Regions from separate parts of the Homo sapiens genome. Here region 2 is linked to region 1. The links are chromatin loops, found by intact Hi-C in ENCODE. Cell type or tissue: PC-3. All regions are shown on one strand. Links, peaks and the distances in the headings refer to the core of each region. The heading gives the core; the rest is flanking DNA. Region 1 overlaps USP34 (ubiquitin specific peptidase 34). Region 2 overlaps XPO1 (exportin 1).

Region 1 (10,094 bases), core at 14-8,013:
ACTCTAACAAAAAACACACACGGCACACATTCTGAAAAAAAGTTTGTGTGGCCAGAAAACCATCCTCACCAGAGGCCCGCCTGACAGCCTAGCTGCTAACCAACAAAAACTTTCCAACTCATTCCATCCAACCCAGAACCAGAAAGGCAAGTGAAGGACATTTCATCAGAGTAGAGTTCTCCAAACACACAGCTATCATCATACTCAAAGGTGAAAGCCCAAAAGCTTTTCCTCTAAGATTAGGACCAAGATAAGGTGGTCACTTTCACAATTTCTATTCAACACAGTATTAGAAATTCTAGTCAGAGCAATTCAATGAGGAAGAAAATGGAAAGAAATCAAGTCACTTCTGTCCACAGATAACATGAACCAACAGAAAACCCTAAGGATTACACAAGAAGAACTGTTAGAACTAACAGCCGGTAATCCCAGCACTTTGGAAGGCCAAGGCGGGCAGATCACTTGAGCTTAGGAGGTCAAGACCAGCCTGAGCAGCATAGTGAAACCCCATCTCTACGAAAAATATAAACAATTAGCCAGGCATGGTGGTGCACACCTCTGGTCCCAGCTACTGAGGAGGCTGAGGTGGAAGGATCACTCGAACCTGGAAGGTTAAGGCTGAAGTGAGCCGAAAAAAATCAGTGGCTTCCATTAAACTGCAGTTTGCATTTCAGCATTCCAACCTGGGTAACAGAGTGAGACCCCCTCTCAAAAACAAACAAACAAAAAATAAGTGAATTCAACAAAGTTACAGGATACAAATTCAAAACACAAAAATCAGATATACTTTTGTCTTTTTAAATTTTTGGTTTTTTGAGACAGTCTCACTCTTTTGCCCAGGCTGGAGTGCAGTGGCACAATCTTGGCTCACTGCAACCTCTGCCTCCCAGGTTCAAGCGATTCTCCTGCCTCAGCCTCCTGAGTAGCTGGGATTACAGGTGCCCACCATCACGCCTGGCTAGTTTTTGTATTTTGTAGAGAGGGAGTTTCACCATGATGGCCAGGCTGCTCTCGAACTCCTGATCATAAGTGATATGCCCGCCTCAGCCTCCCAAAGTGCTGGGATTACAGGTCAGATGCATTTCTAATACACTAACAATGAACAATTTAAAAAGGAAATATTAAAAAAAATCCATTTGCATCAGCATCAAAAAGAAAAATGAAACAAGGAGGAAAAGACTTGTTAACAATGAAAACTACAAAATGTTGCTAAAAGGAATTAAAGAAGATGTAAATAAATGGGAAGAAATCCCACATTCACTGGTTGGAAGACATTATATTGTTAAATATCGACACCACCCAAATTGATTTATGAATTAAAAGCAATCACTATCAAAATCCCCAGTGAGGCCCAACAGCTCACACCTCCGATCCTAGTGCTTTGGTAGGTTGAGGCAGGAAGACTGCTTGAGGCCAGGAATTCAAGACCAGCCTGGGCAACACAGCAAGGTACCATCTCTAAAAATATGTATATTTTTAAAAATTAGCCAGGCACGGTGGCACATGCCTATAGTTCTAGCTACTCAGGACACTAAGGATAACGTGGGAGAATGGCTTGAGTCCAGAAGTTCAACGCTATAGTGAGATATGATCATGCCACTGACTCCAGCATGAGTAACAGGGCAAGATCCTGTCTCTTAAAAAACAAACAACAAAATAAATAAAATAAATGTTCACAAGTTATGTGGAACTGGAACCATTGTGTACTCTTGCTGGGAATATAAAATGTTACAGCTGCTGTGGAAAACAGTATGACAGTTCCTTGAAAAATCAGAAACACAATTACCATATGATCCAGCAATCCCACTCGTGAGCATATATACTGAAATGAATTGAAAGCACCATCTCCAAGAGATCTTTGCTCTCTTGGACCTCTACTATACGGTGTATAAATATCCCATTGCTCCTAGGCTACAAACCTGTATGGCATGTAACTGTACTGAATACTCTAGGCAACCATAATACAATGTAAGTATTTGCATATCTAAACATATTTAAGTATAGAAAAGGTACAGTAAAAATTATAACCTTACGACCACTGTCCTACACTAGGTCCATCATTGACCAAAACATCGTTACTCGGTGCATGACTGTACTTGTACAATTCAACTGGTATGAGGTATTTAAAGTAGCCAAATTCACAGAAACAAAGGAGAAGGGTGGTTGCCCAGAAATGCGTTTCAGTTTTGTCACATGAAAAAGTTGTAGAGATTTGTTGCACGAGAATGTTAACATTTCTAACACTACTCAACTATATACATAAAAAATGATCAAGAAAAGAAATGTTTCGCTCATGTCTGTAATCCCAACACTTTGCGAGGCCAAGGCAAGAGGATCACTTGAGCCCAAGAGTTCAACACCAGCCCAGGCAACATGGCGAGACCCCCTCTCTATTTAAGAAAAAAAGACCAACAGTAAATTTTATGTTCTATATTTTTTTTTACCACAATTAAAAATTTTTGCAATTATTTTTTAAAGGAGTTCAGGAAATCCAAACTGTAGTTTAATGGAAGCCACTGAATTTTTTTTGAGAGGGAGTCTCACTCTGTCCGCCAGGGTAGAGTGCAATGGTGCAATATCGGCTCACTGCAACCTCCGCCTCCCAGGTTCAAGTGATTCTCCTGCTGAGTAGCTGGAATTACAGGCATGTACCACCACGCCCGGCTAATTTTTGTATTTTTAGTAGAGACAGGGTTTCACCACGTTGGCCAGGCTGGTCTCAAACTCCTGACCTCATGATCCACCTGCCTTGGCCTCCTGGGATTACAGGTGTGGCCCACTGCGCCCAGCTGCCACTGATTTTTTAGACTGAAAACAGGTGGGAGGCAGAGCAAGCATAGAAGGCTCCACTGATCATGCCCATGCCCCCGCCAACAAGGATACCAAATTAAGATCTACATAGAAAAAACACCTTCATAAAAAACAAAAATCAGGTGAGTACTCATAGTACCTGGTTTTAACTGAAACACCTTCATAAAAAACAAAAATCAGGTGAGTACTCATAGTACCTGGTTTTAACTGCGTATCACTGAAGGGAGAAACAACAGTCCTCAATTAGCAACTACGCACACTTCCTGTTCCCCCAGCCAGCAGCAAAAGGCCTGGTGCCTAGAGCCTCTCGGTGCTGAGGGAGGGACAACACAGCAACTGCAAGCCACTGAACTCAGTGCTGTCCTGTGAGAGCAGAAAAGAAAACCAGATCAAACCCAGGTGACTCCCACCCAGGGAGGGAGCATTTAAACCAGCCCTAAAGCGGAGGGCAACTGCCGATCCCAGGAGTCCCAACTTGAGTTCCCACCAGCCTCACCATGGAGGGCTACAGCACTCCATGTTTCCAAGTAAACTTTTTGGCAGTCTGAGCCGTAAGGACTACAACTCTTAACCGATTCTTAGTAATGAATGAACTGGGCACCAAGACAGTAGAGGTGGTGGGAAGGGGGACAGGAAGCAGGGAATGAGACATACTGAGACACCAGGCGGGGCAGCCAATGGAGTGCTGGCATCACCCCTTCCCCTCGACAGGCTGCACAGCTCAGGGCTCCAAGAAAGATGCCTTCCTTCTGTTTGAGGAGAGAAGGAAGAGTGGGGGGGACTCTCTTGCATCTTGGATACCAGCTCAGCCACAGCAAGACAGGGCACCGCTCAGAGTCATGAGGTCCCCTGTTCAGGGCCCTAACTCCCAGACATTTCTACACACACCCTGGGCCAGAAGACAGGAGCTGACAGCATTCATCACCTAACTGAGGAGCCCTTGGGCCCTGAATAACCAGTAGCGATATCCAAGTACTACATTGAGGGCCTCAGTTGAGCCTCTGAGACTTGCTGGCTTCAGTGAGATTCAGCACATTACCAGCTGTGGTGGCTATGGGGCAAAACTCCTACTTGAGAAAAGCTGAGGGAAAGAGTAAAGAGAACTTTGTCTTACAGCTTAGGTACCAGCACAAACACAGCAGGGTAGAGCACCAGTTGATTCTTGGGTGTCCCTAATTCTAAGACCTGACTCTTAAATGGCATTTCTGGACCTGCCCTGGGCCACAGGGGAGCCCACTGCCCTGAAGGGTGAGTCCCAGGTAACAGAGCGTTCATGACAAGCTGACTTCAGAGACACTGGGCCTTAGAGAAACATCGGTGAGTCTGGCAGTACCCCTTGTGGCCTGGGGGTGGCGGTGGCTACGAGGTGAGGTGGAAATGGGAAAAAGAGTGAGAAGTACCAGTCCTGTGGTTTGAATGCCAGCTCAGCCACAATACAAAAAGTATTGCTCTAGTATCTTAACTCCCAGACAACACTTCTGGACCCACCTGGGGTCTAGAGATCTTGCTGCCCTGAAGGAAGGATGCAGGTCTGGCTGGCTTTGCCAACTGCTGATTGCACAGCACCAGGGCCTTCAGCAAACATGGGAGGTAGCCAGAGTGCAGTTACAGCAGGCCTTGGGTGAGACCCAGCATAGTCCTAATTTCAAGACTGACCCAGCACAGTCATGGTGGCCACAGGGGTGCTTGTGTCACTCACTCCAACCCCAGCTTTAGGTGGCTCAGGACAGCGAGACCGTGTGTTTGGGAGAAAGTAAGGAAAGAGAACAAGAGTCTCCACCTGGTAATCCACAAATTATCCAGATCTTGTCCAAATCCATCAAGGTGGTACCTGTATGAGTCTGCAAGAACCACAGAATTACTGGGCTTGGGGTACCCCTAAAGCAGATACAGCTTAGATCACAATACCCAAGTTTTTTTCTTTTTGACATGGAGTTGCCCAGGCTGGAGTGCAGTGGCACGATCTCGGCTTACTGCAAGCTCTGCCTCCCAGGTTCACACCATTCTCCTGCCTCAGCCTCCCGAGTAGCTGGGACTACAGGTGCCCGCCACCACGCCCGGCTAATTTTTTTGTATTTTTAGTAGAGACAGGGTTTCACCATGTTAGCCAGGATAGTCTCGATCTCCTGACCTCGTGATCCACCCGCCTTGGCCTCCCAAAGTGCTGGGATTACAGGCATGAGCCACCGTGCCCGGCCCCAAGTTCTTTCAAATATCTAGAAAGCCTTCCCAAGAAGGACAGCTTCAAATAAGGCCAGACAGTGAAGACTACAATAAATACCTAACTCTTCAATGCCACTCAAGAACATCTACTAGCATCAACGCCATCCAGGAAAACATGACCTCACCAAATGAACTAAATAAGGCATCAGGGACCAATCCTGGAGAAACAGAGATATGTGACCTTTCAGATAAGGAATTCAAAATAGCCGTGTTGAGGAAACTCAAAGAAATTCAAGATAACACAGAAGGAATACAGAATTCTATCAGATAACTTTAACAAAGATTAAAACATGTAAGAAGACTCCAGCAGAAATTCTGGAGCTGAAAAACGCAATTGGCATACTAAAGAATGTATTAGTCTTTTGCAGCAGAATTGATGGCAGAGAAGTAAGAATTAGTGAGTTCAAACACAGACTATTTGAAAACACCCAAGTCAGGAGAAAAAAGAAAACGGAATTTCTAAAAATGAAGCATGCCTACGGGATCTAGAAAATAGCCTCAAAAGGGCAAATCTAAAGAGTTTTTGGTGGCCAGGCACAGTGGCTCACACCTGTAATCCCAGCACTTTGGATGGCTGAGGGAGGCAGATCACCTGAAGTCAGGAGTTTGAGACCAGCCTGGCCAACATGGTGAAACCCCGTCTCTACTAAAAACACAAAAAAACTAGCCGGGCATGGTGGCGTGTGCCTGTAGTCCCAGCTACTTGGGAGGCTGAGGCAGAAGAATCGCTTGAACCCGGGAGGCAGGGGTTGCAGTGAACCAAGATTGCGCCACTGCCCTCCAGCCTGAGCAACAAGAGCAAAACTCCGTCACAAAAAAAAAAAAAAAACTTCCAAATCTTAAACAAAGGCAAAAATGTTATTTCTGAGTATGAGTTTCTAATGATTCTCAAAAAAAAAAAAAAAAAGTGATCACCTTTGCAAATGTTAAATCAGTCATTGAAAACTGGTTAACAAAGGGAGAAATCAGCCATTCATCCTGACTTTCACGTAGAAATAGCAAATAAAAGTAATGAAACAGGTAATAAAAGCAAGTTTCTCCTGATACAGATAGTCCACCTAATCAAAGAAAAAAGTGACAGGATTAGTTTTGTAGCTGTTAATGTAATAAAAGCCTTAGGCAATGGCTGCTTGCTAACTATGACATTAAGTGGCACTCCAACCAACCCCATGGAAGAACACAACACAACCTATAAAACAGTCTTGCCAAGAAATTTAACCTGAATCTGATCAAGCCTCTAGATCTAGCAATAAAAGTATGGAAATACAAAAGACAAAGCATAATAATTACACAAGGATAAAATCTGCAAAATCCAGATGGGAAATCGTATGCACTAAGCAAGCCACGGAACGAGCAGTTTCTGCAACAAATAAAAAGAAAGAGGGGAACCTAGAAATTACAACAGACTTAGGAAAAAAATTAGCTATGCCGATTCAGAGGTAACTCCTAGGAAGTGAGGTTTGAAAATAAAGAGAGAAAAGAATTATGTATTGAAACAGTAACAATAACCAACAGAGATATCAATGGCTACAAACTACAGGGCAGCCAGAATTCACAGAATTAGTCCACACAGGTAGCCAACAAACAAAACACAAAGAGCAAAACAAAATAATAACTTTACTCACACTAGAAACAAACCAAATTTCCATTAGAGTGGATTGAGTTTAAAAATAAAAAAAATAAAATAAATAAAAAGGATGCGCTTTGGGAAGAAAAGGAGGGAGGATTGCTTAAGGCTAGGAGTTCTAGACCAGCCTGGGCAACAGTACAAGACACTATCTCTACTAAACAAATTTTAAAATTAGCTAGGTTTGGCCAGGCACAGTGGCTCACGCCTGTAATCCCAGCACTTTGGGAGGCCGAGGCAGGCGGATCACGAGGTCAGGAGATCGAGACCATCCTGGCTAACAAGGTGAAACCCCGTCTCTACTAAAAATACAAAAATTAAGCCAGGCATGGTGGTGGGCACCTGTAGTCCCAGCTACTTGGGAGGCTGAGGCAGGAGAATGGCATGAACCCAGGAGGCAGACCTTGCAGTGAGCCAAGATTGCACCACTGCACTCCAGCCTGGGCAACAGAGCGAGACTCCGTCTCAAAAAATAAAATAAGATAAAATAAAATAAAATTAGCTGGGTGTGGTAGCATGCACCTGTAGTCCTAGCTACCCAGGAGGCTGAGGTGAATGAGTTGCTTAAGCACAGGCAGTCGAGGTTGCAGTGAGCTATAATGGCACCACATGACAGGTAACAGGGCAAGACTACCTCAAAAAAAAAAAGTTATCATATATATGCCAACATACGGAATTCTATTCAGCAATAAAAAGAAACCGACTACTGATGCACCAACAAGCAACATGGATGACTTCTAACCGTATGCTAAGTAAAAAGAATACCAACCAGATGTAAGTAGTACATAAAGTTTATTTCTAGCTGGACACAGTGGCTCCTGCCTATAATCCCAGCACTTTGGGAGGCCGAGGCGGGCAGATCACCTGAGGTCAGGAGTTCGAGACCAGTCTGGCCAACATGGTGACACCCTGTCTCCACTAAAATTTTGTATTTGTAAAAGTACAAAAATTAGGCTGGGCGCGGTGGCTCACGCCTGTAATCCCAGCACTTTGGGAGGCCGAGGCGGGTGGATCACGAGGTCAGGAGATCGAGACCATCCTGGCTAACACGGTGAAACCCCCCGTCTCTACTAAAAATACAAAAAATTAGCCGCGCGTGGTGGTGGGCACCTGTAGTCCCAGCTACTCGAGAGGCTGAGGCAGGAGAATGGCGTGGACCCGAGAGGCGGAACTTTCAGTGAGCCAAGATCGTGCCACTGCACTCCCGCCTGGGCGACAGAGCGAGTCTTCGTCACAAAAAAAAAAAAAAAAGAAAAGAAAAAAAAAATACAAAAATTAGCCAGGCGTGCTGGCACATGCCCATAATCCCAGCTACTCAGTAGGCTGAGGCAGGAGAATCACTTGAACCCAGGAGGCAGAGGTTGCAATGAGCCAGGATCGTGCCATTGCACTCCGGCCTGGGTGGCAGAGCAAGACTGTCTCAAAAAATAATAATAATAAAATACATTTAAAAATAAAGCTTAGGTGACAAAGCACATCAGCAGTTACGACAATGCAGAGTTGGTGGTGGGGCTGATTACAAACAGGAATGAGGAATAACTGGGTGATGGAAATGTTCAATTGTGGTTCTTATATGAGTGTATACATTTGTCAAAATGAATAAACACATACCCTTACAATAGACTAACCTTATTGTATGTAAATTATATAACAATTTAGTTAATTTTTAAAATCAGCAATTCTAATAGGTCTCATGTGAATCTTGATTCAAATTGTGAAGGAAAAGGTAGAATTTTTTAAAACTGAGAATATAAGGGAAATTGAATGCTATTTCGTATTAAGAAATTACTCTTGGGAGACCGAGGCAAGAGATCCCTTGAGGCCAGGAGTTCAAGACCACCCTGGGCAACCCCTTCGCTACAAAAAATAAAATAATTAACTGGGCATGGTAGTGCAAGCCTGTAATCTCAGCTACTTGGGAGGCTGAGAAGAGAGGATCACTTGAGCCTGGGAGTTTGAGGCTCATAGTGAGCTATGATCGTGCGCCCCTGCACTGAAGCCTGGGCAACAAGACCCCTATTCTTTAAAAAAAGAAAAATAGAAAAGAAATGAAACGAAATGAAATGAAACGAAAACTAAAGAAATTTACACAACTAGACACTGGAAAGGTTAGAGAAGAGGAATGTAGGGAGAGATTGGTTAATGAACAGAGAATTATACCTAGCCAGGAGGAATACATTCTAGTGTTTTATAGTACTGCAGGATGACTATTTTTTTGTTTTTGTTGTTCTTTGGAGCTTTATCAGGTTTTTGTTTGTTTAGAGAAGAGATTTAGCTCTGTCACTCAGGCTGGAATGCAGTGGCACAATCACAGCTTACTGCAGCCTGGACCTCCTGGGCTCAAACAATCCACTTGCCTCAGCCTCCCAAGTAGCTGAGACTACAGGTGCATTTCACCACACTCAACTAATTATTAATTAAACTTTTTGTAGAGATGGAGTCTTGCTGTGTTGCCCACACTGGTCACTAACTCCTGGCCTCAAGTGATCCTTCTGCCTCAGCCACCCAAAGCACTGGGATTACAGACATGAGTCACTGATCCTGGCTTTAGGATTACTATAGTTAATAATCTGACATTTTAGCTAGCAGAGGCTGGCCGGGCGTGGTGGCTCACACCTGTAATCCCAGCACTCTGGGAGGCCAAGTGGGTGGAATACCTGAGGTTAGGAGTTCGAGACCAGCCTGGCCAATCTGGTGAAACCCCATCTCTACTAAAATTCAAAAACTTAGCCGGGCATGGTGTTAGGCGCCTGTAATCCCAGCTACTTGAGACCCGCGGCAGGAGAATCACTTGAACCCGGGAGGCGGAGGTTGCAGTGAGCTGAAATCGCACCACTGCATTCCAGCCTGGGCAACAAGAGCAAGACTCCATCTCAAAAAAATAAATAAATAAAAGATAAATAAATAGCAGAGAGGATTTTGAATGTTCCCAACACAAAGAATGATAAATGCTTGAGATAACAATAATTACCCCAATTTGATCATTACACATCATATAAAGGTATTGAAATAGCATGCTGTACCCTATAAATATGTATAAGAATTACGTATGAATTTAAAATAACAAAAAACAGACCATGGCCAGGGGTAGCAGCTCACGCCTGTAATCACAGCACTTTGGGAGGCCAAGGCAAGATTTGCTTGGGCCCAGGTGTTTGAGACCAGCCTGGGCAACTTAGACAGAACCCACCGTTTTTCAATTAAAAAAAAAAAATGGAATGTAGTGACATTTTCCTGTAATCCTAGCACTTTGAGTGGCCAAGGTGGGCAGATGGCTTGAATTCAGGCGTTCAAGACCAGCCTGGATAACATGGCAAAACCCCATCTCTACAAAAAAAAGACAAAAATTAGCTGGGCATAATATCCCGTACCTACAGTCTTAGCTACTCAGGAAGCTGAGGTGGGCAGACAGCTTGAGCCCCAGGAGGTCAAG
Region 2 (12,460 bases), core at 1,868-9,867, 52 kb after region 1:
GGCACTTACCCCTTGCTTGCTAATTTTTGTGTTCAACGTGTTTACATAGACATGTGACTGCAAAGTCCGAAAGATCGTGTACAGAATCTCTGAACGGTAACCAGAGTGTCTGTCAAGGCTCTGTAGTCATTCTCTCGATAGCTTTTGTGGAGGTTATGGCACGCCCATCTCTCCATGCCAGAACCACCTGGTTCCAAATGCTTTGCCTTTCTGCTGCTTGAAGTTGATACTATAAACAGTCTGCCCAACCCGTTTTGTTTCCCACTAGCAGGTGATCCTTAGGATTGTAGTTCTATTCTACCATCATCTTCCCTTCTTCCTTGTCTTTCTCACAGAATTGGGTTTTTGCAGACTTACTTTGGATCCTGAGGCAGACATTCGTTGTCCACTCAACATACATTCCCACGTATCCCTTTTTTCCCTGCCAACACAACCCCAATTATTTTTATTTGAATTTTTTTTTTTTGAGACAAAGTCTCACTCTGTCGCCAAGGTTAGAGTGCAGTGGTGCGATCACAGTTCACTACAGCCTCCACTTTATGGGCTCAAGGGATCCTCCCACTTCCCTAGTAGCTGGGGCTACAGGCGCTCTCCACCACACGTAACTAATTGTTTTTTATTTTTAGTAGGGACAGGGTCTTGCTATGTTACCCAGGCTGGTCTCAAACTCCTGGCCTCAACTGATCCTCCGGCCCAAAATGTTAGGATTACAGGTATGAGCCAACGTGCTGGTCTCACGTTTTTTCAGGTAGCAGTTGAAACCAACCATCATGGTGATCTGGCTTTTCTAGGGCTGGCCATACATAATTGAGTTCCTCCTGATAAAAGGTAAGCAACAATCCTGAGAAACATAGTGGGAGCCCTGTGTCTACAAAAATTTAAAAGGTGGCTGGGCGCGTTGGCTCACTCCTGAAATCCCGCACTTAGGGAGGCTGAGGTGAGCAAATCACCTGAGGTCGGGAGCTCTAGACCGGCCTGACCAACATGGACAAAGCTCATCTCTGCTAAAAATACAAAATTAGGCATGGTGGTGCATGCCTGTAATCCCAGCTACTCAGGAGGCTGAGGCAGGAGAATCGCTTGAACCCGGGAGGCAGGGGTTGCGGTGAGCCGAGATCGCGCCATTGCACTCCAGCCTGGGATAAGAGTGAAACTCCGTCTCATAAAAAAAAAAAAAAAAAAAGGCCAGGCATGGTGGTTCATGCCTGTAATCCCAGCGCTTTGGGAGGCCGAGGCGAGAAGATCACTAAATCAGGAGATTGAGACCATCCTGGCTAACACGGTGAAACCCCGTCTCTACTAAAAATACAAAAAATTAGCCAGGCATGGTGGTGGGCGCCTGTAGTCCCAGCTACTTGGGAGGCTGAGGCAGGAGAATGGCATGAACCCAGGGAGCAAAGCTTGCAGTGAGCTGAGATCGCGCCACTGCACTCCAGCCTGGGCGACACAGCAAGACTCCGTCTCAAAAAAAAAAAAAAAAAATTACCTGGTCGTGGTGGCTCACGACTATAATCATAGTACTTTGAGAGTCCAAGGCAGATGGATTGCTTGAGCCTGGGAGTTCTACATCAACCTGGGCAACATGGCAAAAGTCCATCTCCAGTACATAAGAAAATTAGTGGAATGTGGTGGTGCACACCTGTAATCCCAGCTACTGGGGAGGCTGAGGTGGGAGGATCACTAGAGCCCAGGAGATTGAGACTGCAGTGAGCTGTGGTCATACCACTGCAGTCTAGCCTGGGTGACAGAGTGAGACCCTCTCTGGAAAAAAAAAGAAATGTAAGCAGAAATCTGCAGGATGGGTTCTTTGGGAAGAATTCCCAAAAGAATTCCTAATACGATGAGGGACAAATTCAGCTAACATACCATTTAACCCTTTCTGCCTGAAACATGGTCTTGATGCACAAAGTAATACCCATCTTGTAATTTTTTTAACAATGAAAACTTTTACCCCATTTGCGATTTCATTGTTTAAAAAATTTGATTAAACAGGCCGGGCACAGTGGCTCACGCCTGTAATCCCAACACTTTGGGAGGCTGAGGCAGGTGGATCACCTGAGGTCAGAGTTCAAGACCAGCCTTACCTACATGCTGAAACCCCATCTCTTCTAAAAATATAAAAAATGAGCCGGGTGTGGTGGCGGGCACTTTGTAATCCCAGCTACTCGGGAGGCTGAGGCTGGAGAATTGCTTGAACCCGGGGGTGGAGGTTGCAGTGAGCCGAGATTCTGCCATTGCACTCCAGCCTGGGCAACAAGAGCAAAAAAAATTCCATCTCGAAAAAAAATGATAAAACAGAATCATAAAGTGTGGATCCCTGATGCATCTTTGAACAACAGTCTATGCTCAGACTGCTTATGTGAGAAAAATAAAATGTATTTTTCTTGGCTGGGCATGGTGGCCTACACCTGTATTCCCAGAACTTTGAGAGGCTAAGGAGGGCAGATCACTTGAGGACAGGAGTTAGAGACCGGCCTGGCCAACGTAATGAAACCCATCTCTACTAAAAATACAAAAATTAGGCTGGGCGCAATGGCTCACGCCTGTACTCCCAGCACTTTGGGAGGGGGAGGTGGGCAGAACACAAGGTCAGGAGTTCAAGACCAGCCTGGCCAACGTAGTGAAGCCTCGTCTCTACTAAAAATACAAAAATTAGCCGGGTTTGATGGCGCATGCCTATAGTCCCAACTACTTGGGAGGCTGAGGCAAGAGAATTGCTTGAACCCAGGAGGCAGAAGTTGCAGTGAGCCAAGATCGCACCAGTGCACTCCAGCCTCGGCGACAGAGCAAGACTCCGTCTCAAAAAAAAAAAAAAGCCGGTTGTGGTGGAGGGCACCTGTAATCCCAGCCACTCAGAAGGCTGAGGCAGGAGAATCCCTTGAACCCGGGAGGCAGAGGTTGCAGTGAGCTGCAGTTGCCACTGCACTCCAGCCTGGATGACAGAGCAAGACTCCTCAAAAAAGTTCTTTTTCTTTAAGCCATTCTTCAGATTTTCGTTACTTGTAACCAAACACATTTCTAACTACTGATTACAGATACTCTTTTTTTTTTTTTTTTTTTTTTTTGAGTCTCGCTTTTTTTGCCCAGGCTGGAGTGCAGTGGAGTGATCTCCGCTCACTGCCAGCTCCGCCTCCCGGGTTCAGGCCATTCTCCTGCCTCAGCCTCCTGAGTAGCTGGGACTACAGGTGCCACCACCACACCTGTCTACTTTTTTGTATTTTTAGTAGAGATGGGGTTTCTCCATGTTGGTCAGGCTGGTCTCGAACTCCCACCCTCAGGTGATCCGCCCGCCTCGGCCTCCTAAAGTGCTGTGATTACAGGCGTGAGCCACCGCGCCCGGCCAAGTGTGTATAACTGTTGATCAACATTTTGAAGACCAGTTATGACAGTTAAATTATTTGCCACAACTCAAATGAACAGCAGAGCACTTTATCACAAACTAACATTCACCCTGGAATGTACTGTACAGTCAACCTATTCTGTCTCCTTCCATCTCTCCATTCCTATGCCTTTCATCTTTTTATTTTATTTTAATTTTTTTTTGAGATGGAGTCTTGCTCTGCTGCCCAGGGTGGAGTGCAGTGGCGCAATCTCGGCTCACTGCAAGCTCTGCCTCCTGGGTTCAAGCGATTCACCTGCCTCAGCCTCCTAAATAGCTGGGATTACAGATGTGTGCCATCACATTGGGCTAATATTTATATTTTTAGTAGAGACAGGGATCTTACTATGTTGCCCAGGCTGTTCTTGAACTCGGTCTCAAGTGATCCACCCACCTCAGCCTCCCAAAGTGATGGGATTACAGGTATGAGCCACCAGCCCTGGCCTAAATTTAAAAAAAAGGGTATTCCTATGTTGCCCAGACTGGTCTCGAACTCCTGAGCTCCAGCAATCCTCCCACCTGCCAAAGTGCTAGGATTACAGTTGAGCCACTGCACCCCACAGAGATCTCACTGTGTTGCCCAGGCTGCAGTGCAGTGACAATTCATAGGCCCAGCATGCTTTGAACGGCATGCTTTGAGGTGATCCTCCTGCCTCAGCCTCCCAAGTAGCTGGGACTACAGGCATATTCCACCACTTTCCTGGCTCAAGGAATCCTCCTGCCTCAGCCTCCTGGGTAGCTGGGAGGACAAGTGTGTGTCACCACACCTGGACAACTGGGGGTGTATTTGTATCTTATGGGATGGATATTTGGTGATTTGTTATGAGCAAATTGATACCCTTCTGTTTGTGGAGATTCTCTTGAATCCTTTTTTCCATACACTCCATTTTCTTCTGTTTGGAACTCATGTTTACTTATGGAGTGGTCCTCAAATTTTTAAAAGTTTATATTTTGCATCTTTTTCTCTTTTCCCTCTATTTTTGGGAGATTTAAATTTCTTTTTTTTTCTTTTTGAGGAGTCTCGCTGTCGCCCAGGCTGGAGTGCAGTGGCGCCGTCTCAGCTCACTGCAAGCTCCGCCTCCCGGGTTCACGCCATTCTCCTGCGTCAGCCTCCCAAGTAGCTGGGACTACAGGTGCCCACCACCATGCCCGGCTAATTTCTTTGTATTTTTAGTAGAGACAGGGTTTCACAGTGTTAGCCAGGATGGTCTCCATCTCCTGACCTCGTGATCCGCCCGCCTTGGCCTCCCAAAGCGCTGGGATTACACACGTGAGCCACCGCACCTGCCTCTGCAACTCATTTTTTATTTCTGCTATTCTCTAATTTCCAAAATTCTGTTCTCTTGATATACCTTTACTGTGGTATTGTTTTTCTTGGTTGCAGAAAGCTCTCAACTTTTCTAAGGGTACTGGTGATTGATATTTTTGTTTACTTTTGCCTGTGCAGTCTGTTTTCAACTTGCCCGTTTCCATTTTAAAATTCATATTGAGACTGCCCTTAGATGTCTGATAATCCTTAGTTGTCCATTTACACACCCATTATATAAAATGTATAGGGAAGGCCAGGCACGGTGGCTCACGCCTATAATCCCAGCACTTTGGGAGGCTGAGGTGGGTGGATCACCTGAGGTCAGGAGTTTGAGACCAGCCTGTCTAAACATGGCAAAACCCCATCTTTAGTAAAAGCACAAACAGCTGGTTGCGTTGATGCGTGCCTGCAGCCCCAGCTTCTCTGGAGGCTGAGGCTGGAGAATCGCTTGAATCCGGGAGGCGGAGGTAGTAGTGAGCCGAGATCACGCCACTGCACTCCAGCCTGAGCAACAGAGCAAGATTCTATCACCCCCACCCCCCACCCCGCAAAAAAAAAAATCAATCTATATCTGAGAGAGAGTGTCTCACTCTGGCTGGAGTGCAGTGGCACAATCTCAGCTCACAGCAACCTCTCCTTCCCAAATTCAAGAGATTCTCCTGGCTCAGCCTCCCAAGCAGCTGGAACTACAGGCACGTGCCACCACACTTGGCTAATTTTTGTATTTTTTTGTAGAGACAGGGTTTCACTGTGTTGGCCAGGCAGGTCTGGGACTCTTGGCCTCAAGTGATCCGCCCACCTTGGCCTCCCAAAGGGCAGGGATTACAGGTGTGAGCTACCAAGCCTGGCTCCACTCACCCTTTTGAGAAGGCTCATGGCTACTTAGTTTACTTACATTTTTTAAGAATACAATTAGTATTTGTACCAGGTTACATCTGTGTTCTCATTCCAAGGCTAATGTTTATTCTTTGTTACATTTAGATGCTAAGTAGAGTTAGACAAGAAGTGCCCTCTAATCCCAAATAAAGGTAAAATGAGTCAAAATGCCACAGGAGGAATTTGTTTCTTGAGAACAAAAGGTATCTTAGGAACATGTTCATTTTACACAACTGCTGCATTTACTAGGAACAATAACCTTAGAAATCTTGTTTGTAAATCAAGGGGTCCAACTTCATTTAAAATGTTACTTGATGCTTAAACACAAATACCCACTATCATTAATATAGGAATAAATGAGTCAATAAAGGAAAAATAAATGTAAACCAAGTTTATTTTGCTTTTTAAGTAGTGTTCTTAAAGCACTACAGCTTGGTAAACAATGTAAATTAGTATAAGTCATCTCAAAAGCCAGAGTTGTTTTGTTTTTTAATGAGTTGTTAAAAAGATGCAGCCTATTCTAACAGGATAAATATTTTTAACCATTTCACTTCGAGTTAATGAAGGCTCACAAATGAGCAACACTCCTCATTGAGGAAAACAAAAAGCTGTTGTCGACAAGCGACAGCACACACACACAAAAACAAAAAGAACTGTGTAAAAATAACTAACTGTGTTCCCATATTTTTGAAGTCGCTTTACAATGGGATGATATGCACATGATCTTGCTGCAATCTTGCCAAAGAGACTTTGTAATACATGTAGTCTAGACAAACGATTCAGTCCAAGAGGTGCTAACTTCAGACAATGCAGCACTATAATCCTTTAAACAACGCAATTTGTTTTACTCATTATCTTTTCTTCTAGGCTGAAATAGACTAGAAGGAAAATGCTCCCTAATTAAAAATTGGTATTGTTTACAGGAAAAATTGTATAATTTTGCATTAGAATTACAAGTATATGTTCAAATCGAATTTGCCTCCTCCCCCCAGCCCAGCCACAAAAATGGGCATGAAGTAAAATTTTTAAAAATGCCTTAATTTTCAACTTCATGCAAACTAAATAAAGATGACCAAAACAAAAGCTTAAACAATGGAAGGATATTTCACAGAAAATTTCTTATACAAAAAAACACATAAGAAAAAGGGCCACTAGGTGACATTTTAATTTACAAATTGGCATCATTTTGGTCGACAAATACCCACATGCTGTTTTCCTCTGCTAACGAGTTGCAGAGAAAAAAAACAGCATGAATTTGGATTTTAATCACACATTTCTTCTGGAATCTCATGTGGATTAAAGATGCCAGGGACAGACATTTGACGTTTATGTTTCTCTTCATCAGCCTGCCGTAGGGCTATTTCTCTCTCTTCCAAAAACAAATCAGAAGTGTCTTCACCTGCAAATTCCTGTGAAAACAGATAGTTGAAATGTCAACGCAATAAACTTCAACTTGCAAAGAAAGAAATCATAGATGAGCAATTTCCTTTTTAGAGAAGGAAGGAATATAAATTATCCATAAAGTGGCTGGGTTTTAAATTATAGGATAGTGACACAGTATACTACATAGCTGAATGAACTGCAAACCTGTTAACTGGTGGGGGGGAAGATTACAAAAGAATCATGGGCCCCGGCATGGTGGCTCACGCCTGTAATCCCAACTTTGGGAGGCAGAGACGGGAAGAATACTTGATGTCAGGAGACCACCCTGGCCAACATGGTGAAACCCTGTCATTACTAAAATTAGCCATGCATGGTGGCACAGGCGCCTGTAATCCCAGCTACTTGGGAGGCTGAGGCAGGAGAATCACTTGAACCTGCATGGCGGAGGTTGCAGTGAGCCAAGATCACGCCACTGCTCTCCAGCCTGGGTGATAAAAGCGAGACTGTGCCCCCCCAAAAAAAACAAAAAAAATGGTGTGATACCTTACAGTAAATAGTCTTCAATGTGATTATTATGCATTGTATGCTTCTACCGAAGTATCTCATGCATCCCATCCCCTAAGTATATACACCTACTATGTATTCACACAAATTTTGTTCTCTTTGTGATAGAGTCTTGTTCTGTAGCCCCAGCACATTATCTCAACCTCTTCCTCCAAGATGCAAGCAATTCTCCTGCCTCAGCCTCCCCAGCAGCTGGGATTACAGGCACCACCACATCTGGCTCATTTTTTGTATTTTTACTAGAGACGTAGTTTCACCATGTTGCCCAGGCTGATCTCAAACTCCCAAGCTCAGACAATCCACCTGTCTCGGCCTCCCAAAGTGCTAGGATTACAGGCATGAGCCACTGCACCCAGACACTTTTTTCTCTTTTCTTTTGAGAGGCAGTCTTGCTCTGTCGCCCAGGCTGGCGTGCAGTGTTATGATCTCAGCTCACTGAAACCTCTGCCTCCTGGGTTCAAGTGATTCTCCTGCCTCTGCCTCCCGAGTAGCTGGGACTACAGGCACCTGCCACCAGACCTGGCTAATTTTTGTATTTTTAGTAGAGATGAGGTTTCACCATGTTGGCCGGGCTGATCCTGAACTCCTGACCTCAACTGATCTGTCTGCCTCGGCCTCCCAAAGTGCTGGGATTACAGGTGTGAGCCACTGTGCCCAGCTAAAAATTCTTCATATGCCAAGATACCAAGAAAGATGTTTCTCCTAAGGCTAATTAATAACTGTCATTAAATTAAGTTTAGTTATATTATCATTGACTTCGTAGCTATCAGTTAACTTTTTTTTTTTTTTTTTGAGATGAAGTTTCACTCTTGTCACCCAGGTTGGAGTGCAATGACGTGATCTCGGCTCACCGCAACCTTTGCCTCGTGGGTTCAAGCAATTCTCTTGCCTCAGCCTCTCAAGTAGCTGCGAATACAGCTGTGCGCCACCACGCCTGGCTAATTTTTGTATTATTAGTAGAGACGGGGGTTTCACCATGTTGGCCGTGCTAGTCTCAAACTCCCGACATCAGGTGACCCACCCACCTTGGCCTCCCAAAGTGCTGGGATTACAGGCATGAGCAACTGCGCCCAGCCTAGGTAACTTTCATTAGTTTTTTAAAAATTGGCTAATATTTTTACAGTAAAAAAAAAAAACCTTTGTATTTTGGAGAAAATATTTAAGAGCTAAGAGACTAATTCTTATTCAACAATCATGGATAAACTATTCATCAACTACTTAGGGTTTCACAGTACTTCCAAATTTCTTTAAAGCAAGATGTTCAAAGAAAAACCCTTCCCAAAAGTATGAATAAAGCACTGTATAACAGCAGAAGAAAGACATTCTATCTAGTAACTTTCACAAGTTCCCTCAACTAACAAAATTGGTATAAAATTATAAAAAGAACTACCAACGTTTTTCTTACCCAATATTCCATTATACATTTAAGACTACCTAAAATGAATTACATTAGTAATAAGTTTATCCGAATAACATCTCAAACATATCTATCCTTATTGGACTTTAGTTTTTCACTGTATTACCAGTCTCAGGTTTTTTGATTACAGAGATTGTGTAAACGTATTATCTTGAAACCCCATTTATTTGGCATGACAAATCAAGTGATAAAAATTCTACAATGTAACATAAAAGTGGTCACATCTACCCCTAATATTTCTGCAAGAGCAAATAAATACATACCTTTATTTGAACTAGGAAATCTCTTAAATGTTCCTTGAAAGCAGGAATATCTTGATTTAAGCTGAAAAGCCCTGTCACAAAGAGCTTTACTTGAGCACTGCAAATCAAAACACAATGATTAAATAATGATTTATTTTTCCCCCGAGACAGAGTATTGCTCTGTCACCAGGCTGGAGTACAGTGGCATGATCTCTGCTCACTGTAATCTCTGCCTCCCGGGTTCAAGACATTCTCCTGCCTCAGCGTCCCAATAATGTTTTTTTTTTTTAATCAAGAATTTTTTTTTAATTTTTGAGACAAAGTTTTGCTCGTTTACCAGGTTGGAGTACAATCGCACAATCGCGGCTCACCGCAACCTCTGAAGCTATTCTCCTGCCTCAGCCTCCCAAGTAGCTGGGATTACAGGCATGCACCACCATGCCCGGCTAATTTGTATTTTTAGTAGAGACAGGGTTTCTCCATGTTGGTCAGGCAAATCTCAAACTCCTGACCTCAGGTAATCTGCCCGCCTAGGCCTCCCAAAGTGCTTGGATTACAGGCGTTTGCCACCGTGCCCAGCCTTTTTATTTTTTGAGACAGTCTTGCTCTGTCACCCACACTGGAGTGCAGTGGCACAATCTCGGCTCACTGCAACCTCTGCCTCCTGGGTTCAAGCAGTTCTCCCCCTCAGCCTCCCAAGTAGCTGGGATTTCAGGCACCCACCACCATGCCCAACTAATTTTTTGTATTTTTAGTAGAAACGGGGTTTCACCATCTTGGCCAGGCTGGTCTTGAACTCCTGACCTTGTGATTCACCCACCTCAGCCTCCCAAAGTGTTGGGATTACAGTCATGAGCCACCGTGCGTGGCCTTTTTTTTTTTTTTTTTTTTTTTGCTTTTTTAAAGAGGCAGGGTCTCACTCTATCACCCAGGCTGGTGTACAGTGGTGCGATCATAGCTCACTGCAGTCTTAAACTCCAGGATGCAAACAACCCTCTCGCCTCAGCCTCTCCAACAGCTGGTCCTACAGATGCATACCACTTCTGACTACTTTTTTTTTTGTAGAGACGGGATCTTGTTTTGTTGTCTAGGTTGGTCTCCAACTTTTGGGCCCAAGCAATCCTCCCACCTTAGGCTTCCCAAAGTGCTGGGATTACAGGTGTGAGCCACTGTGCCCGACCAGGAACATTCTACGTTTATTAAAAGGTATATTTACTCTTGTAGGTGAGGGAAGGCCGACTTAAGGAGATTAGCCACATATTCCTGAAGAAAGATTTGGTTGTTAACTGGATTTCCAGGATTTAATGATGTACTTATTTTTCCTTCTTCAACCAAATTAAACATATATGCAAGAATTGATGCATGCATTGTTAAACCTGTTGATAAGAAGAAAATTATTAACTCCAAAATGTAATATAACTATAGATCTTAGCGTTTTTTTTTGTTTTGTTTTTTTTTTTTAGACGGAGTCTCGCTCTGTCACCCAAGCTGGAATGCCGTGGCGCAATCTTAGTTCACTGCAACCTCTGCCTCCTCGGTCCAAGCCATTCTCCTGCCTCAGCCTCCCGAATAGGTGGGATTGCAATCACATGCCACCATGCCCAGTATTTTTATTGTATCTTTTATTTTTTTATGGTATTTTTAGTACAGACAGTTTCACCATGGTGGCCAGGCTGTTCTCGAACTCCTGACCTCATAATCTCCCCGCCTCGACCTCCCAAAGTGCTGGGATTATAGGCGTGAGGCCCTGTGCCCAGCTGGCACTTAACATTTAAATCGTATTAAATTCTTACCAGCAGTATGTGAAGTGTCTGTCACAACAGAAAAGATATGCTGGAGAATATCACAAAAATAAGTTTGATAAAAACTCTGAGCTGCAGCTTCTTCTTGTGCAACATTTTGTAAGAGTGTAAAAAGTATCTGTAAGCCTAAAAGACATAGAATACCAATGGAAAGTTACTACAGACTGACAGCACTCATGATAGTATTTAGCTCTTATCAAAGTATTCTGAATCTAACCCTGTTCTCCCTTTTTTTTGGGATGATGACTAATAATTACTTGCATAAGGTTTCTTAAATTAATAATGGAATACAACTATATCCAATGCTGGCTTACTTATAAATTATAATAAGTTGTGTGAGAGCTAAACTGTGAAGATGTAAAGGCATAAAGATCATATAATGGACTTTGGGGACTTGTGGGGAAGGGCAGGAGTGGGTGAGGGATAAGACTACACATAAGGTGGAGTTCATACACATGAGGGATAAGACTACACATAAAGTAGAGTTCATACTGCTCACATGACAGGTGCACCAAAATCTCAGAAATCACCACTGAAGAACTTATTCATGTAACCAAAAACCACCTGTTCCCCAAAAACTATTGAAATAAAAAAAGAACCTCATGAATATTTTTTAAAAGCCTATGGGAAAAAAATTACAATCTAAGTTATGACTATTACCACCCTTTCACCATTTCTGAAAGCTCAGCTGATTCTATATGAACTTCTACAACATCACTACCCAGTAGAACTTTGTATTACGCAAACCAATTATTACTAGGCCGCTCTCCCCATAACTCAATTCTGCCTATGGACTCACTTGGAGTGGAGTGGAACAGTTGATTAAACTGCTTATAGGATTTTCTCAGATGTTCATATATGTAATTCACACACTCAAAACTCTGAACAAGTAATACCTTCCTATGTACAATTAACTATATTTGTATTTTTGGATTGGCAGGCAAATGAATAAAAGAACATCTTTTATTTACCCGTATCTGCGACATTCCTCATAGTATGTTTGAAAGCCCAAATGATGGAATCCAAAACAAGTTTAAACTGTGTAGGTGGAATAGCAAGGAATGCTGGGAAACAATGAGAATTGACAGCCTGAAGTAGTAAGAAAAAGTTCGTTCTATGTTCAGGATATTCTTCAAAGTCCTAAAAATAAGTGGTGGAAACAAAATAATGTTTCAGTGTCTTTGTTGTGCTAGACAGGAGGGGAAAAGCAAGGCTTAATCCAGTATAAATATTTGGAGTTTTCAATAAACCACAGAAGATAGAATGCCTCCTGAAAGGTAAACCCAAGTAAAATACAATCCACCTCTCACGGAAAATGAAACTGTCCCGTTACGCACATGAGTTATCAAATTGAAGGAGAAAGACAACCTTTTTAATAGAGAACTCATCTAAACCATTATTACCATAAGACTACTACTATCACTTTTGTTTTTAATTTGAAATCACCACTACAGATTACAAAAAAATTTAAGTTACCGTGTAAATGTG

What was found. Peaks named below come from ENCODE experiments on the same cell type or tissue, not always from the same donor. Only the 100,000 strongest peaks of a DNase experiment are listed, where the experiment ranks them.
Region 2: it touches region 1 in a loop (3-fold over the local background); 31 of 110 quality-filtered maps call a loop at or near these places.

Annotation. Positions count from the first base shown.
Region 1 is chr2:61,422,319-61,432,412 of GRCh38, forward strand. All of the region lies in intron 1 of USP34 (ubiquitin specific peptidase 34), which reads right to left. Among named protein-coding and RNA genes, the nearest start is that of SNORA70B, 10 kb to the left of the region's middle. RefSeq lists enhancers at 2,854-3,531, 3,532-4,209, 4,210-4,887 and a silencer at 7,722-7,916. In PC-3, for the core only: a CTCF peak has its summit at 4,158 (motif pointing right); a DNase peak (open chromatin) is centred at 1,593; H3K4me3 peaks cover 545 bases; H3K27ac peaks cover 3,278 bases.
Region 2 is chr2:61,471,994-61,484,453 of GRCh38, forward strand. XPO1 (exportin 1) reads right to left here. Exons shown (of 25, transcript NM_003400.4): 21 at 11,944-12,112; 22 at 10,964-11,098; 23 at 10,387-10,546; 24 at 9,192-9,288; 25 at 5,856-6,973. The coding sequence ends at 6,827. USP34-DT (USP34 divergent transcript) reads left to right here. Exons shown (of 3, transcript NR_185882.1): 2 at 8,332-8,590; 3 at 10,634-11,948. Among named protein-coding and RNA genes, the nearest start is that of USP34-DT, 7.1 kb to the left of the region's middle. RefSeq lists a silencer at 6,187-6,387. In PC-3, for the core only: no CTCF peak of the experiment used is centred there; no DNase peak of the experiment used is centred there.